Regions from separate parts of the Homo sapiens genome. Here region 2 is linked to region 1. The links are chromatin loops, found by intact Hi-C in ENCODE. Cell type or tissue: PC-9. All regions are shown on one strand. Each heading gives the region's core, and the rest is flanking DNA. Links, peaks and the distances in the headings are about the cores only.

Evidence for each region. A loop is a pair of places that touch in the nucleus more often than their neighbours do. Peaks named below come from ENCODE experiments on the same cell type or tissue, not always from the same donor. Only the 100,000 strongest peaks of a DNase experiment are listed, where the experiment ranks them.
Region 2: it touches region 1 in a loop (3-fold over the local background); 2 of 110 quality-filtered maps call a loop at or near these places.

The regions. Positions count from the first base shown.
Region 1 is chr10:29,954,403-29,962,061 of GRCh38, forward strand. No RefSeq gene overlaps it. Among named protein-coding and RNA genes, the nearest start is that of JCAD, 100 kb to the right of the region's middle. In PC-9, for the core only: no CTCF peak of the experiment used is centred there; DNase peaks (open chromatin) are centred at 3,749 and 4,239; H3K27ac peaks cover 3,009 bases.
Region 2 is chr10:29,753,385-29,761,043 of GRCh38, forward strand. No RefSeq gene overlaps it. Among named protein-coding and RNA genes, the nearest start is that of SVIL, 120 kb to the left of the region's middle. In PC-9, for the core only: no CTCF peak of the experiment used is centred there; DNase peaks (open chromatin) are centred at 4,377 and 4,717; H3K27ac peaks cover 2,183 bases.

The DNA.
Region 1 (7,659 bases), core at 1,479-6,478:
AAAAGAAAAGAAAAAAATTATTTCTTCTGAATTCAGTTATGATTTTAATATTAATCTACATTTTGATTAAAAATACATTAAAGGCTATGCACAATGGCTCATATCTGTAATCCCAGCACTTTTGGAGGCTGAGGTGGGAGGATCACTTGAGCCCAGGAGTTCGAGACAAGCCTGGGCAACATAGTGAGACCCCATCTCTATAAAAATTGTTTTAAAAATTAGTTGGGCATGGTGGTATATGCCTGTGCCTGTAGTCCCAGCTACTCGGGAGGCTGAGGTGGGAAGTTTGCTTGAGCCCAGGAAGTCAAGACCACAGTAAACCATGATTGTGCCATTGCACTCCAGCCTAGGCAACAGAGCAAGACTGGGTCTCAAAAGAAGCAAAACTATACATTAAATAAATTTTAATTAAAATAATTACTAAAACATCATTGGAAATGTACCCTGATAAGATGGCTAGGAGTGTCTCAGTGCCTTCATGAAAGGACATCTTGCTGATGCCAGTATTTCTAATGATCCCTTTCTTTGGTAACCCAGGGTGGCAGATAGACTCTAAGATTGTCCCAAATTATTCCCGCCTCCTAGAGTCCATGGGCTTGTAGAGTCCCCTGCCAAAGTGTGGTTGGAACTGTAACTTGCTTCTAGTTAACAGAAACAGCAAGGGTGGGTACAAAAATACAGTTAGATAGAAGAAATAAGAGCTGGTGTTTGATAGATCAGTAGAGTGACCATAGTTAATAATAATCTATTATATATTTCACAATAGCTAAAAAAGAATAATTCAAATGTTCCTAGCACAAAGAAAGGATAAATGTTTAAGATGATGGATACCCCAATTACTTGGATTTGACCATTACACATTATAGGAATGTATCAAAATATCACACTTACCCCAAAATATGTGCATCTATTACGTATCAATAAAAATAAATAAATACATACATACATAAATAAAGGGGGGAATCAGAATACATCAAGGGTGTGTGATGAATGTTATGTCTGTGATTATGCAACAGGAGATGGGACTTTCCATCTTTCTAGCAGGCTTTCTCGACTCTCTCCCTTATTGACTTTGTTGATGTAAGCCTCCATGTGGTAAAGCCCTTGTGGCGGGAACTCAGGGCAGCCTCCGGCAACAGCCAGCAGGGAGCTGGGACTCAACAACCTGCCAGGAAGTGAATCCTGCCCAAACCACATGAGCTTGGAAGTAGATTGTTCCCCAGTGGAGCCTCAGATGAGACCCCAGCCTGGCAGACACATTGAATGCAGCCTCTTATGAGGTCCTGAAGCAGAGGACTCAGCTAAGTTAGGCCTGGACCTCTGACCAACAGAAACCATGAGAGAGTAAATATGGGTTGTGTTAAGCCACTAAATCACCCACTTAACACACTGGGGTCAATGCACTAGAGGTTAGCACTATAGCAGTAGTTGGGATGGGGGAAGGGTCTGACCTTCCCCTATAAAGTGGGAGAAGACTGTGAAGGGGAGGTATTTTCATAATGTTTCCATCACGAATGTTTTGTTCCAAATATCTCAGAAAGCAGTACATTCCAAGATTAAGAATCTGGAAATTGCCAGGTGCGGTAGCTCACGCCTGTAATCCTAGAACTTTGGGAGGCCGAGGCGGGTGGATCACGAGGTCAGGAGTTCAAGAACAGCCTGGCCAACATAGTGAAACCCTGTCTCTACTAAAAATATAAAAAATTAGCCTGGCGTGGTGGTGGGAGCCTGTAGTCCCAGCTACTCAGGAGGCTGAGGCAGGAGAATGTCTTGAATCTGGGAGGCAGAGGTTGCAGCGTGCCGAGATCGCACCACTGCACACCAGCCAGGGCAATAGTGCGAGACTCCGTCTAAAAAAAAAAAGAATCTGGAAATTGATGCTCTTAAATCTGTAGTGCCCAAGTGCCCCTTGGGAAGTTTCTTAAACCCCAGAGGTTGGTGTGGCCCAGTTTGAAGACGGTTGTAAAGCTTGAGCCATTATGATTCCTCCTCCCATACTGGGGGAGGAGTGGCCGTACTCAATGACCAAAGGGGTGTGCACAATGTGCCCCTGACCCTGTGCTCCAGTCCTGCCTCTGCTTGCAGGGGTTCAGCCCTCTTCCACGTCATCTGGTCAAATTCCATTCCAACGGGACAGGGCCTTATCAAACATCTACTGTGGTTTATACACTAACCCAGGCATTGGAAAAAAGGACAATGGTGATTGTGAAAGGGAGTGGCCCATAGGAGACATTTTGTTCTGGGAAGTCTTCTCAGATAACCACACTACGACCATCCTTTGCCCCGTCTTCTCTAAACTCCTGAAATGCAGGCTGTGTGCCACACACCTTGGAACATGGCCACGCATGGACTCACATGGCTTACTCTAGTTGTCTAAATGGCAGTGCTGTCTTCCTCAACAGTTTCCAACTATGCTCCTCTGGGCAGGGATTTTTTTTTTCAAGAGACAGGATCTGGCTCTGTTGTCCTGGCTGGGGTGCAGTGGCATGATCATAGCTCACTGCAGCCTAGACCTCCTAGGCTTAAGCAATCCTCTCGCCTCAACTTCCCAAGTAGCTGGGACTACAGGTGTGTGCCACCATGCCCAGCTAAGTTTTAAAAAATTTTGTAGAGAATCGGGTCTTACTATGTACCCAGGCTGGTCTCAAACTCTTGGCCTCAACTGATCCTCCCCCTTCGGCCTCCCAAAGCACTGGAATTACAGGCATCATATCTTAAACAAGCAAACAAAAGATTTTCAATTTGAAAACAGTTACAAAATAATAGTTTAAGTAACTTTTAGTAATATAGTCGTTTATATTTATTATAGAACATTATTAAAATGAGGATAAACCAAAAATAGAGACAAAGAAAGAAGAAAAGAAATCATCTAGAATTCTTCTATCCAAATACAATCATTGCTAGCATTTTGGTGTCCCTCTTTAGAGGCTGAAATAGTCCCATCTTACGCTTTTGGTCTCCCTCACAGCATCTCACACAGGCCTGAGGCTTGGAAGACACTCAGTGGCTGACTGCTTTAATGAAGGCTCTGCTGCCAGCCTGCTCACCACGGTTCCTGTTTTTCACCCTATGCAGAAAGTGCAGTATATTGTAGCAGCGAAACCTCTTTTCTCCAGTCTGCCTTTATTAGGGCTCCATTCACTCCTCCTCTTGGGCTTCCTGCCTTCCCTGTCTCACAGCTTCGGGGAAAGGGCCCACTGAAAACTCCCCCTAGCACAGAACAGGGCAAGGCCTGCCATCCCTTCCAGCAGATATTAAGACTGGAAATGCGCAGGCGCTTAGGTTTGATCTACACGCGAATACCTGGGCTTGTTGAATAATAGGAAAATATTTTGTTCAAATTGGAAACTTCTCTTTTGAATGCCTGGGAACCTCTGGGATGACACTGCAGGAGTTGTATCCTAGGGACCGATTGCTCTTCATCTTTGCCACACCTGGGCCCCTTTGTTCCCACCTCTGATGCTAAGACCTGCCCTCTCTTGTTGCCTTATTTGCCTGGCCCTTTTAGTCTCATCACTCTCAGGGAAGGCTGGTATTGTTGCTTGGTGTCCTGCCAGGGTCACAGTCCCCTAGGGAGGCCAGGGTCAGGCAGGGTTCAGCCACTCTGAAAGCCGCAGGGCAATGGCCCATGGCAGCCTGGCAGGGGCCCAAGACCTGGTCTCAGGGGAATGTCTCCTGCCTTCAGCCTTTCAAAAAGGAAAATTCTCTCTCACTTTGTGAAAAACAGTTGTCAAAACCAGTTGGTGGTATTTGCCAACTAATTCCTCGGGCTCAGTAATCCATCTTGCAGGAGGTGAACACAGCCCAAGGTATTTGCAAGGGGAAAAGATCAGCGAAAGAACGAGCACTCTTTGATTGTGCAACCCACACAGTTTGGATGGCTTTTGAGTCCTTTCTGGAAGCACCCTAGAGACAATTCTTAGAAGCAGCACACTCAAATAAGGGATTTAGACTTTTGCCAGTGACATCGTCTGCCTAGGTGCTTTTAGTATAAAATGAGCTGTGCATTTGGACACAACTTTTTCTCAGTAAACACATGGAAATGAAGAAGGCGAAATAGTATTGAGAGCAAAGGAAAAGGTGATGGTTATTCTAGACTCAATAAAGACATGCACAAATGTTTACTGAGCAGCTACTATGTGCTAAGCCTTGCTTAGATTACACCTTGGGAGGAAAAAGGAGACAGATAAGACCATCTCTGGCTATCATAATATTCATGTTGTCATATCAGAAAGAATGCATTCACATTTTATGATGCGGTTACACAATTCACTCAAAAAGCCTAAGATTCTGCTTTCTAGCCTGATGCCACAGCACCTGCCTGCCTGTCAGACCATGCGGGCTCCACCCATTCTGCTTCGCTTCCCTCTCAGCACCTCTGTGCTCTCACTGGGGCCTCCCCAAAGCCTCTTTTCTCAGCACTTTGGGGCCCCAGTCCTCCCCATCTTGCTTCGACCTTGTGGTGTTGGAAAGGGGCCCTGGATTTAAAAGATTCAGATTAGAATTCCGTATGCATCACATGTTTCTTGTGTGTCTCCACACAACTTGAATTCTCCGACTCTCAGTGCTATAGACTGAATGTTTGTGTTTCCTCAAAATTCATATGTTGAATCCTACCCCACAGTATGATGGTATTTGGAGGTGGGACCTGGGGGAGGTGATTAGGTCATGTGGGTGGGGCCTTCATGAATGGGTTTAGTGCCCTTATAAAAGTGGCCCCAGAGTACTCCCTGGCCCCTTCTGCCATGTGAAGATACAGCAAGAAAACGGCTGTCTATCAACCAGGAAGAGGCCCTCACCAGAATCCGCCACACTGACACCCTGATCTCAGGATTCCAGCCTCCAGAACTGCGAGAAATAAATTTCTGTTGTTAATAAGCCACCTAGTCTATGACATTCCATTATAGCCTCCCTGGCAGATGAAGACGCTCAGTCTCCCAGTTTGTCAAACAAGGTCTGTACTATCGGCTTGCTGGGGTAGTTAAGTCAGGATTCACCAGCAATGTGTCTGGCCTGGGTACCCCATCAACCGTGAGTTCCTTCCCTCTTCTCTAGTGTTCAAGGCCCCTGTATAGAATAGAATGCTCTCCTCCTTCTCATTCAGAGGGTTTGGGATATGGGAAGGATCCCTTACCTGATGATGACTTTAACCAACAAAAGCGAAGTCATCATTTTCAAATTTTGGACCTCACTTTCATTTTCTCTCTGGCAGGGTGATTGACACCGTATCACATTTCCCCTGCAGCCAGAGCGCGCGTTCTATTATATCATCAATTACATACGGACACACATCTGGGTTCTTGGGTTCTTGCAGCTGAGCGCTCAGCTATCTGGGAGAAGAGGCCCCGTCCCGTCTCGGCTGCAGCAGATGAAGACTGGACCATATGCCGATCGCTTGGCTGGACCCGTGAATCTGAGAGACTTCCCATTCCATTTTCAAAACTTCCAGCAAAGCCAGATGTATGAGAAAAAAGACATCCGGCCTCTGTAAGTTTTGACACAGTAGGAAACAGACTGATCCCTGGAAGATCAATACAAAAGGCAACGCGGCAGTTCGACAGCTGAAAATACAGGCGGCGGCAGCCAGCCACGCCTGTGGGCAGGGGAGAGGGAGTAGAATGTACTTACGGACCCAGTAATACTGACCATATTGAAGGGTAAGTGGCATCCAAAGCGAGGCTGGCACTTGCTAAAGTGGTAGTAAACCAGAGCACACCTTCAGTGCCGGAGAAGAACGTTTCTGTCGCTCCCTGGAACTGCTCCTGGAAATGCCATGGCTCAGATGAAGCCCACACATGCCCATACCCACAGCTTCAGTTTTTTACATCAGCCCACATTGCAATCTGGGAGCGATAGGAGCAGAGGTAGACCCTCTGCTCCCATCCCTGATAGCCAGGGACAATTTGCTCTTATGAGAGATCAAAGACCTTGAATGCGTTCATTTATTTTGCTATGAGTGGAGACAGTCTCCCTGAGTAGGTACTCAAGGGAGAATTCTGGAACATATTTCTGCCTGTGGGGGTGCTAAAGTATTGCAGCATGTGTTTAGTCTGGCATATGTTGGAGCCACCATGCCCAGTGGGGCGCTGACTGACTGGGAATGGGTGCCAGCCTGGGGCAGGTATGCTGGGATTTAAGTTCTTTTCTGTGGATCTAACCAAGTTGCTCCTTCCTTCCCTGCTTGGTACAAACTAGTCGAGAAAACAAAAAAACAAGGCATTTGCAACAAATTTAAGTACAATATGGATAGAATGATTCTAGAGATGCCCTGAGGCAGTGCCCGGTGGATCCCAGCTGGGGAACACACAGGGGTGCTTTGGGAGTTTAGGGAAGAGAAGGGCTGTGGGGAAATTAGGGATCAGTGAAGCTCCTGGGGTTCAGGAACAGTTGATAGAGCCCAGTCGGGGCCCTTGGCTAACCCCAGAGAGCCAGGTCTGTGGAAAGCCATATCTGCTTCTGAGAAAATGTTTGAAGGAAGCGGGAATCAGGAATATGGTTCTATCCAGAACCCCTTGGATTTCAGCCTAAGACAGAGGAGAAGGCCTGGCTTCCTGGGAAGGCTCAGAATGGGCATATTCCACTTCATGGAGTAGTATATTCCCCCAGACATGGCCCCTATCGGACCACACTGTGGACTCACTCCCTTCATCAATGGCTGAGAGACTAAATTAGGCTAAAATGCACATGATGGTCAGGCTGAAGTGGCAACCAAGTGACAAAGCCTGCAAACTGGGGCAGATGTGAGGACCCTCCTTGTGCAAGTCCTAGGCCCAGGGTTGAGGAAATGACTCTGGGCTGTCAAGCCCCAGCTGATGGCCTCTCCTCCACTGGCAGCAGCAGCAACCTTCCTTATTCTCTGCCTCCTCCCAGTCCTATGCACACGGGCCAGGTCTGGAATGTCACTGGGGAGCCGCCAATGAAGCCAAGCAGATGAAATGGTACAAATAGTTGAGGATACAAGGCATCTGCAAAAAGTGTAATTACAATATAGACGTCACAATGCAAGAGATGCCACAAGGCAGTGCACAGTGGACCCCAGCTGGGGAACAGGCAGGGGTGTCTGGGGAGTTTAGGGAAGGGCTGTAGGGAAATTAGTGGTTAGTGCAGGTAATGCTGGCAATGTTTGCAGAAGGCATGTGTCATGATATGGTAGAACATGTTCTCCAGAGAAGCTCCTTTAAAAGGCTCTTCTACGCCGGGTGCAGTGGCTCATGTCTGTAATTCCAGCACTTTGGGAGGTCGAAGTGGGCAGATCACCTGAGGTCAGGAGTTCAAGAACAGCCTGGCCAACATGGCGAAACCCCATTTGTAAAATATGAAAATTACAAATTAGTCAGGTATGGTGGCGGGCGCCTATAATTCCAGCTACTCGGGAGGCTGAGTCAGGGAGAATTGCTGGAACCCAAGAGGCGGAGGTTGCAGTGAGCCAAGATCCTACCACAGCAATCCAGCCTGTGCAACAGAGTGAGACTTCATCTCAAAATAAATAAATAAATAAATAAAATAAACATTTACAAAGACTCTTCTTAGCCTGGGTATAGAACTGACATTAGTGGTAGATCTAGAGAATAAAATGATCTATTCTTTTCCTCCTCTGCAGGTCAAGTCCATTCTTATGTTTATTTATGAATCCATTATTATGTTCACATATATGTTTCT
Region 2 (7,659 bases), core at 1,836-6,835, 200 kb before region 1:
CAGAGAGTCTGCATGAATATTCCTTTATCTCATTAGTTGGTAGGCAGGTCCAGCCAACAGGTGGGAGCTCTTAGCCAACTATGTAAGCTCTGGGGTCATACAAGGTCGGCGTCAATGCCACCATGCGTGGGAAGGAGGCAGTGTGTTTTCAATTTTCCAACTGGTCTTTCTGTGCTTTGTTCCCTATTGGGAATATTCTTAGCCATATCAGGGTTGCATGAATACTGTAGAGTTTACCTTCATCTCCCTCTTCTTTAGTTCCCCTCCTATCGAAAGTCCCCAAACCATATTCACAAGGGCACTGTAAGCTGTGTCTAAGGTGATGGCTCTTTCAAAAATTACTTGTTGTTTCATGAGTTAACTATTTCATAATGACTTACTTAGAGCACCACCTCTGGGAGCATTTCCATTTAAATGAGGAAATGAAGTATTCCCACCAGAACCAGTTGCAAATTGTAGAATGATGGCTTTGGGGCAGGAATTACAGGTTCAGACTGACTTTTCTTCAGGGCTCCATACTAAGTACTCATCTTCCAAATGAGCTCGCGTCATTCAGAACTGTTTTCCACCCTCACACGCTGAGAAATACACTGTTCTCCCATCAATAAGTTGGCTCTAGATCACAGTGGTCATCAGAGCAGAATAAGGAGGGAGGATAAATGCCTGAGGATTGAGTATCAGAATCTCTGGAGAGTCAAGAAATCACACAGCGGGTTCTGAGAAGCTTAGAGATCAGGGTCAGACTTCTTTCTTTTTTTCTTTCTTTTTTTTTTCTTTCTTCTTTCTTTCTTTCCTCACTTCCCAGCTTTGGGAACCACTATTCCAAGACTCTTAATACCTCTTCCAAAGAGGTAGACTAACTGACTTTGGGGTCTCTTAACTCAACTAAATTACCAGGTAGGGTCTTCTCTGATTTTAGCCAAGATCTCTTTGAGGGCTCCCTCTTAGAGGAAGCCATTTCTTAGGTAGAATTTCCATTGGCGCCTACTTTTCTTGAATTTTTCCACGTAGTTTCAAGAGAACTTCTGGATAGCATATGCCCTTTGCCCAGCACTTTTGCTAATGACTAAAAAATGAGACAGTCATATTAAAACATTTAATGAATTCCCAAGAAGCAGTTGTCATTGAAATTACAATAAACAGCACCATTTACAGTAGCATTAAAATCCATGAAGTACTCTGGGCCAAATTAAACAAGATAAAAATTTATGCAACACTCAAACAATGAAAACTACAAGATGTTGCTGAGAGAAACAATTTTGAAATGAAAGAGCAAAGTTGGAGGATTTATACTACCTAATTATATAAGACTTACTATAAAGCTATAGGGATTAAGATATCTGGTATTGATGTATAACTAGATATGCAGATTAAAGAAACAGATTAGAGAGCCCAGAAATAGACCCACACATATGAAGATAATTGAGTTTTTACAAAGATGCCAAGGTAATTGGGGAAATGATAGTCTTTTCATGGTGCTGCTCATGTGGATGTATTTGTAATAGGTATGACAAAAGTATTTGTATCTAGAATATTTAAGAACTTGTGGAATTTAATAATAGCAAACAATCCAATAAAAATGAGCAAAAGAGGCCTGGTGCAGTGGCTCACGCCTGTAATCCCAGCACTTTGGGAGGCCGAGGCGGGTGGATCACGAGGTCAGGAGTTCAAGACCAGCCTGGCCAAGATGGTGAAACCCCATTTCTACTAAAAATACAAAAAATTAGCTGGGCGTGGTGGCGAGTACCTGTAATCCCAGCTACTCAGGAGGCTGAGGCAGGTGAATCGCTTGAACCTGGGAGGCAGAGATTGCAGTGAGCCGAGATTGCACCACTGCACTCTAGCCTGGGTGACAGCAAGACGTCTCAAAAAAAAAAAAAAAAAAAGCAAAAGATTTGAACAGATACTCCATATAAGATGCATGTGAATGACGAATTAGCACATGAGAAGACGCTCAATATTATCTTCAGGAAAACGCAAATTAAAAGTACAAGAGAAACTGGTACACATTACATCTGACGACTAAGCTCTGATGTTTTTATCTTGCCCAAATTCCTATCTAAGGGGTCTGGAGAGTCATCCCCCACAAGCCATAATTCTCATCAGATGGGTTTTATTTGACCCTATACATAGTGACTTACTTTCCAATCTGACTCTGGCATAACGTTATAAGACAAGGAAAAAAATCAAAATATTTAATCCCAAACCATGTTTTTCTGCCATGTCTTGAAATGGCCCTGCAAAGCCGTCCTTTGTAGGGGAAAATCTGCATCTGTAAAGAATCTCTATTAACATAGCTAGATCTTTTTCTTCCAGGCCCTCCCAATCCTGAGATGTTAACTAAATGTCTAGCACCTTTTAAAGATCTGAATAGGAAACATTTGTTATCTATTGTCTTTAAGGGCAGCCACTATGAGACTTTGAAGGAACCTCAGGTCTCCACAATCTTTTTTCTTAATCTGAACATTTCCTTTCTATTGATCCCAGGTCTTTAGACAAACTCAACCAATTGTCAATCAGAAAATGTTTAAATTTACCTATAGCCTGGAAGCCACCCCCTGCTTTGAGTTGTCCCACCTTTCTGAACCAAACCAACATTATTTCTGAGTTATTTGATTGATGTCTCATGCCTCCCCAAAATATATAAAACCAAGCTGTACCCTGGCCACCTTGAGCACATGTTCTCAGGACCTCCTGAGGGCTATGTCAGGGGCCATGGTCACTCATATTTGGCTCAGAATAAATCTCTTTGAATATTTTACAGAGTTTGACTCTTTTCATCGATACATCCCGTTAAAATGTTTAAAATTAAAAGGACATATCAAGTTCAAAGCCAGTGTTGGCAAGAATGCAGAGTAATGGACCTCGTGGACGTTGGTGGTGGGAAACTCACATTGTGAAATACTGTGGAAAAGTTAATGATGCACTTTAAGAAATACATCCAGCAATTCTACTCCTGATGTTCACCAAAGAGATGAAAACATGTCCACAGAGAGACGTGTAGACAAATGTTCATAGAAGCTTAATTCATAATAGCCAAAAAGTGGAAACAACCCTAATTTCATCAGCAGGTGAATAAACAGACTGAGCTATATTCATACAATGAAATGTTAGCCTTCAAAAACAGAACAAACTACTGATGTACACAGTGACATGGGTGGATCTCGAAAACATTATGCTGAGTGAAAGAAGCCAAGCTGACAAAAGACTATGTAATGTATGATTTCATTTACATGAAATTCTCTAAAAGACAAATCTAATCTACATGGACAGAAAGCAGATCAGGGGTTGCCTGAAGCTGAGAGTGGGAGGGGAATTGGCTGGGAAGCAACACAAGGGAATTTTCTGGGGTGAAGGAACTGTTCTGCATCTTGACTGTAGCGGTTGCTTACTTGAGTATATACACTTGTCAGAACTCATCAGATGTACATTTTTTTTTTTGAGACAGAGTCTTACTTTGTCACGCGTGGCTTACTGCAACCTTGAACTTTTTGGCTCAAGGGAGCCTCCTGTCTCAGCCTCCTGAGTAGCTAAGACTACAGGGGTGCACAACCATGCAGGGATAATTTAAAACAATTTTTGTTTTTTTTTTGTAGAGATGGTGTCTCGCTATGTTGCCCAAGTTGGTCTTGAACTCCTGGCTGCAAGCAATCCTCCTACCTCAGTCTCCCAAAGTGCCGGGATTACAAGCATACATTTTAAATGGTGGTATTTTATTGCACTAAAATTTTACTTTGATAAAGTTGATGAGACAAATTGTGAGTAAAATACATATAAGGAGTAACAATTTATGGGAAATCTCAATCTGCAAAACAGGCTTTCCTCTGCCGATGCCCTGTGGACTTGGTGGGAGACCTGGCCGGCATCCACTCTCTCACCCATCTTGAGACCTCATTGTTAGTGCTAAGTCATGAGACAAGCTAGGAATTCTGTTTCAGCTCTTAGTTGAGAGACTTTCCCTCCTCTTCTCAGCCCTGGTATGATTTCTCAGGCTGTCATCTCTTTTTCCCCCACCTTTCCAGAACTCCTAGGGATTTGAGCAGCTCATTCTTGCCCAGCCCACTTCTCACTGGAGGGCCAGGTCTTTTCCAAGTTCACGGAGAGAGAAGTGAACTTTTACCTTCATTTGCCCTCTTTTTCTCTTCTGCTCACTACTTTTTCTGTCTAGGCCCCCTAGTCATGTCCTATTTCTGCTGGGCTCTTCCAGACCTTCCTGCCCACTCAGTTCTTCACTTCCACCCCCAATTCCTGTCCTAATGTCACCGTGGCACAGCTCATGAGAAGTTTCAGGAGCTACCCTTTGATTTCAGAGTGACTCAAGGACTCAGGAAAGAGGGGATGACCCCAAATGAACCAGCAGCCAACCAGACAATGCCTGGTGTGTTAAGGCTTTTCAGTAAGCACTTCCTTCAAGGAATGACAGTTGGCCTTGCCCCAAAAGAATCTATTTAAATGTGATTACACTTGTGGTTTCTTCTTATTTCTGCAGGACAGAGTTGAAACTCCTCAGTGGTGCCCACTGGGCCATCACACTCTGGTCTTTGCACATGCCTGGAACCCCGGCGATCTCTTGTTTCTCCACCAAGGGAACTCTGCTTGTAACACTTTAAGCCTCAGCTGAAAAGTGGTCTCCTGGGTGAAGTCTCACCTGTGCACCCACCTGAGGGTGAGTCAGCTCTGCTCCCCTGGCTCTCACCGCGGCTGTTATAGCATTTACCGGAGTCCCACAGTGACTCATTTGTCCATCACCCTCCCGACAAACCTTCCAGCTTCTGAAGGGCAGAGACAGCATCATAATCATCTTTTATAACTCCCGTGCCTAGTGCTACTCCCAATCCCTAGTAAGCATTCAAATATTTCTTACTGCAGTGCTTGGGACTGTCATAAACACAGAAACTGAATAAGGCTTCGTGTTTCCATCGCCTGGAACTTGCAGGCCAGAAGGAGAGCTAAAACACTCATATAAGTGTAATGCAAGGTAAAATGGGATGTAGGAGGCACTAGTTTGAATATTGGGTAGAACTAGAACTGCAAGGGAGAAAGATTCAAGTTAGAATAACTGGCACAGAAGTTTGCATTTACCTAACAAAATTGCTAATTATTAGTGAGTGTCTTCTCTGTGCCAAGGACCAGGTTAAACATTTTTTTTTTCTTTTAGGACCAGGTTAAATATTTACCTCCTGTACTAGTTCCCTGTGACTGCTGTAAGAAAGTGTCACAAATTAGGTGGCTTTAAACAGAGAAATTTGTTCTCTTATAGTTCTGGAGGCTAGAATATAAAGTCAAGGTGTCAGGCCGGGCACAGTGGCTCACACCTGTAATCCCAGCACTTTGGGAGGCCAATGTGGGACAATTGCTTGAGGCTGGGAGTTCAAGACCAGCCTGGTCAACAGAGAGAGAACCTGTCTCACGCCTGTAATCCCAGCACTTTGGGAGGCTGAGGCAGGCAGATCACGAGATCAAGAGATCGAGATCATCCTGGCTAACATGGTGAAAACCCATCTCTACTAAAAATACAAAAATTAGCTGGGCGTGGTGGCACACGCCTGTAATCCCAGCTACTGGGGAGGCTGAGGCAGGAGAATCGCTTGAACCCGGGAGGCGGAGGTTGCAGTGAGCCGAGATCGTGCCACTGCACTCCAGCCTGGCAACAGAGCGAGACTCCATCACAAAATAAATAAATAAATAAATAAATAAATAAATAAATAAATAAAAATAAAAAATAAAAAATGAGCCAGGCATGATGGTATGCACCTGTAGTCCCAGCTACTCAGGAGGCTGAGATGGGAGGATTACCTGAGCCCAAGTTAAAAGCTACTGTGAGCTGTGATCATGTCACTGCACTCCAGCTTGGGTGACAGAGCAAGACCCTGTATCAATCAATTAATCACTAAATAAAAATGAGTGAAAACCAAATTAAGTCCAGGTGTCAGCAGGGCCATGGCCCTTCTGAGGGCTCTAGAGAAGAATCCTTCCTCATCTCTTCCAGCTTCTGGTGGTGGCCACCCTGCTTGGTATTCTTTAGCTTGTGGCTGGTTCACTCCAGTCTGCTGCCTCCTTCATCACATGACCTTCTTCTTTGTGTATGTGGACATCTCTGTGTGTGTCCTCCCCTCTTCTTATGAGGACACCAGTCATTAAGTTTAGGGCCAACCCTAATCTGATAGGATCACATCTTAAGAAAGTAAGTCTATCAAGACCTTATTTCCACATAAGGTAATAGTTTGAGTTTCTGGAAGGACATGAATTTGGGGTGAACACTAACCCACTCCGCATGCATAATCTGATTTAATATACATCACAACTAGATGCAATAATCATCCCCATTTTATACATAAATAAACGGAAATGCAGAGAGCTTAATGTTTGCTCAGGGTAACATGTCAGGAAGTGCCAGAAATTCTGATGTTAGATGGTTTTATAAGGTTATCCACTGTGATCTACCACTCTTAAGAACTTTTACAAATGGCCAGGCTCGGTGGCTCACACCTGTAATCCTAGCACTTTGGAGGCAAAGGCAGGCGGATTGCCTGAGCTCAGGAGTTTGAGACCACCCTGGGCAACATGGTGAAACCCTGTCTCTACTAAAATACAAAAAAAAAAAAAAAAAAAAAAAAAATTAGCCAGGTGTGGTGGTAGGTGCCTGTAGTCCCAGCTATTGGGGAGCTGAGGCACAAGAATTGCTTAAACCTGGAGGCAGAGGTTGCCGTGAGCTGAGATCAGGCCACTGCACTCCAGACTGGTGACAGAGCATAACTTTGAGTCAAAAAAAAAAAAAAAAACTTTTACAAAGCTTTTACAAATTGTGAACTATATCATTTATTTAAAATAGTATGTGTAAAATAAGTGTACAAATTAAAGAATATTAACAACATAAGCATCCATGTTAGTTTATCAGTTCATTCATGAATTTGTTGTCGTTTAAGCAACTCCTTTGTGCTGAGGTCAGCATTTTCCTGAGTGTGCTGCTGAATACCCTGACCTGCTTATTTTAAATGTGGACTTCTGAACCCTTCACAATGTCAATGGAGTCAGCATCTCTGAGAAAAATGCTCAGGGATTTACATTTTTCATAGTAATACCTGGGGGGTTTCATGCAAAGTAAAATTGGAATATCATAAGTGCATATACAGCTTTGCAAATGGAAGGGGAAAGGGTCACCTGGTTTCTCTTCCAGCTCTATGAATTTAGAGACATCGTCTGGTCTGTCTGTGTCCGGGGAAAGGAATAGTCTTTGAGATATTTATGAGGAAGAAAAGGAAGCAGAGTGCCAAGCCCCACAGGGAGTGGTTTTGTCAGTTGCTTTCACCGCAGGCTCTGAGGAGGGGAAGGAATCCCAGGATGAGGCCCTCAGGAGCTTTTATTTATTTATTTATTTATTGAGATGGAGTTTCCCTCTTGTGGCCCAGGCTGGAATGCAGTGGTGGGATCTCAGCTCACTGCAGCCTCCACCTCCCAGGTTCAAGTGATTCTTCTGCCTCAGCCTCTCAAGTGGCCAGGATTACAGGTGCCCACCACCACGCCGGGCTAATATTTTTTGAGACCTAGTCTTGCTCTGTCACCCAGGCTGGAGTACAGTGGCACGATCTCAGCTCACTGCAACCTCTGCCTCCCGGGTTCAGCGATTCTCCTGCCTCAGCCTCCTGAATAGCTGGGATC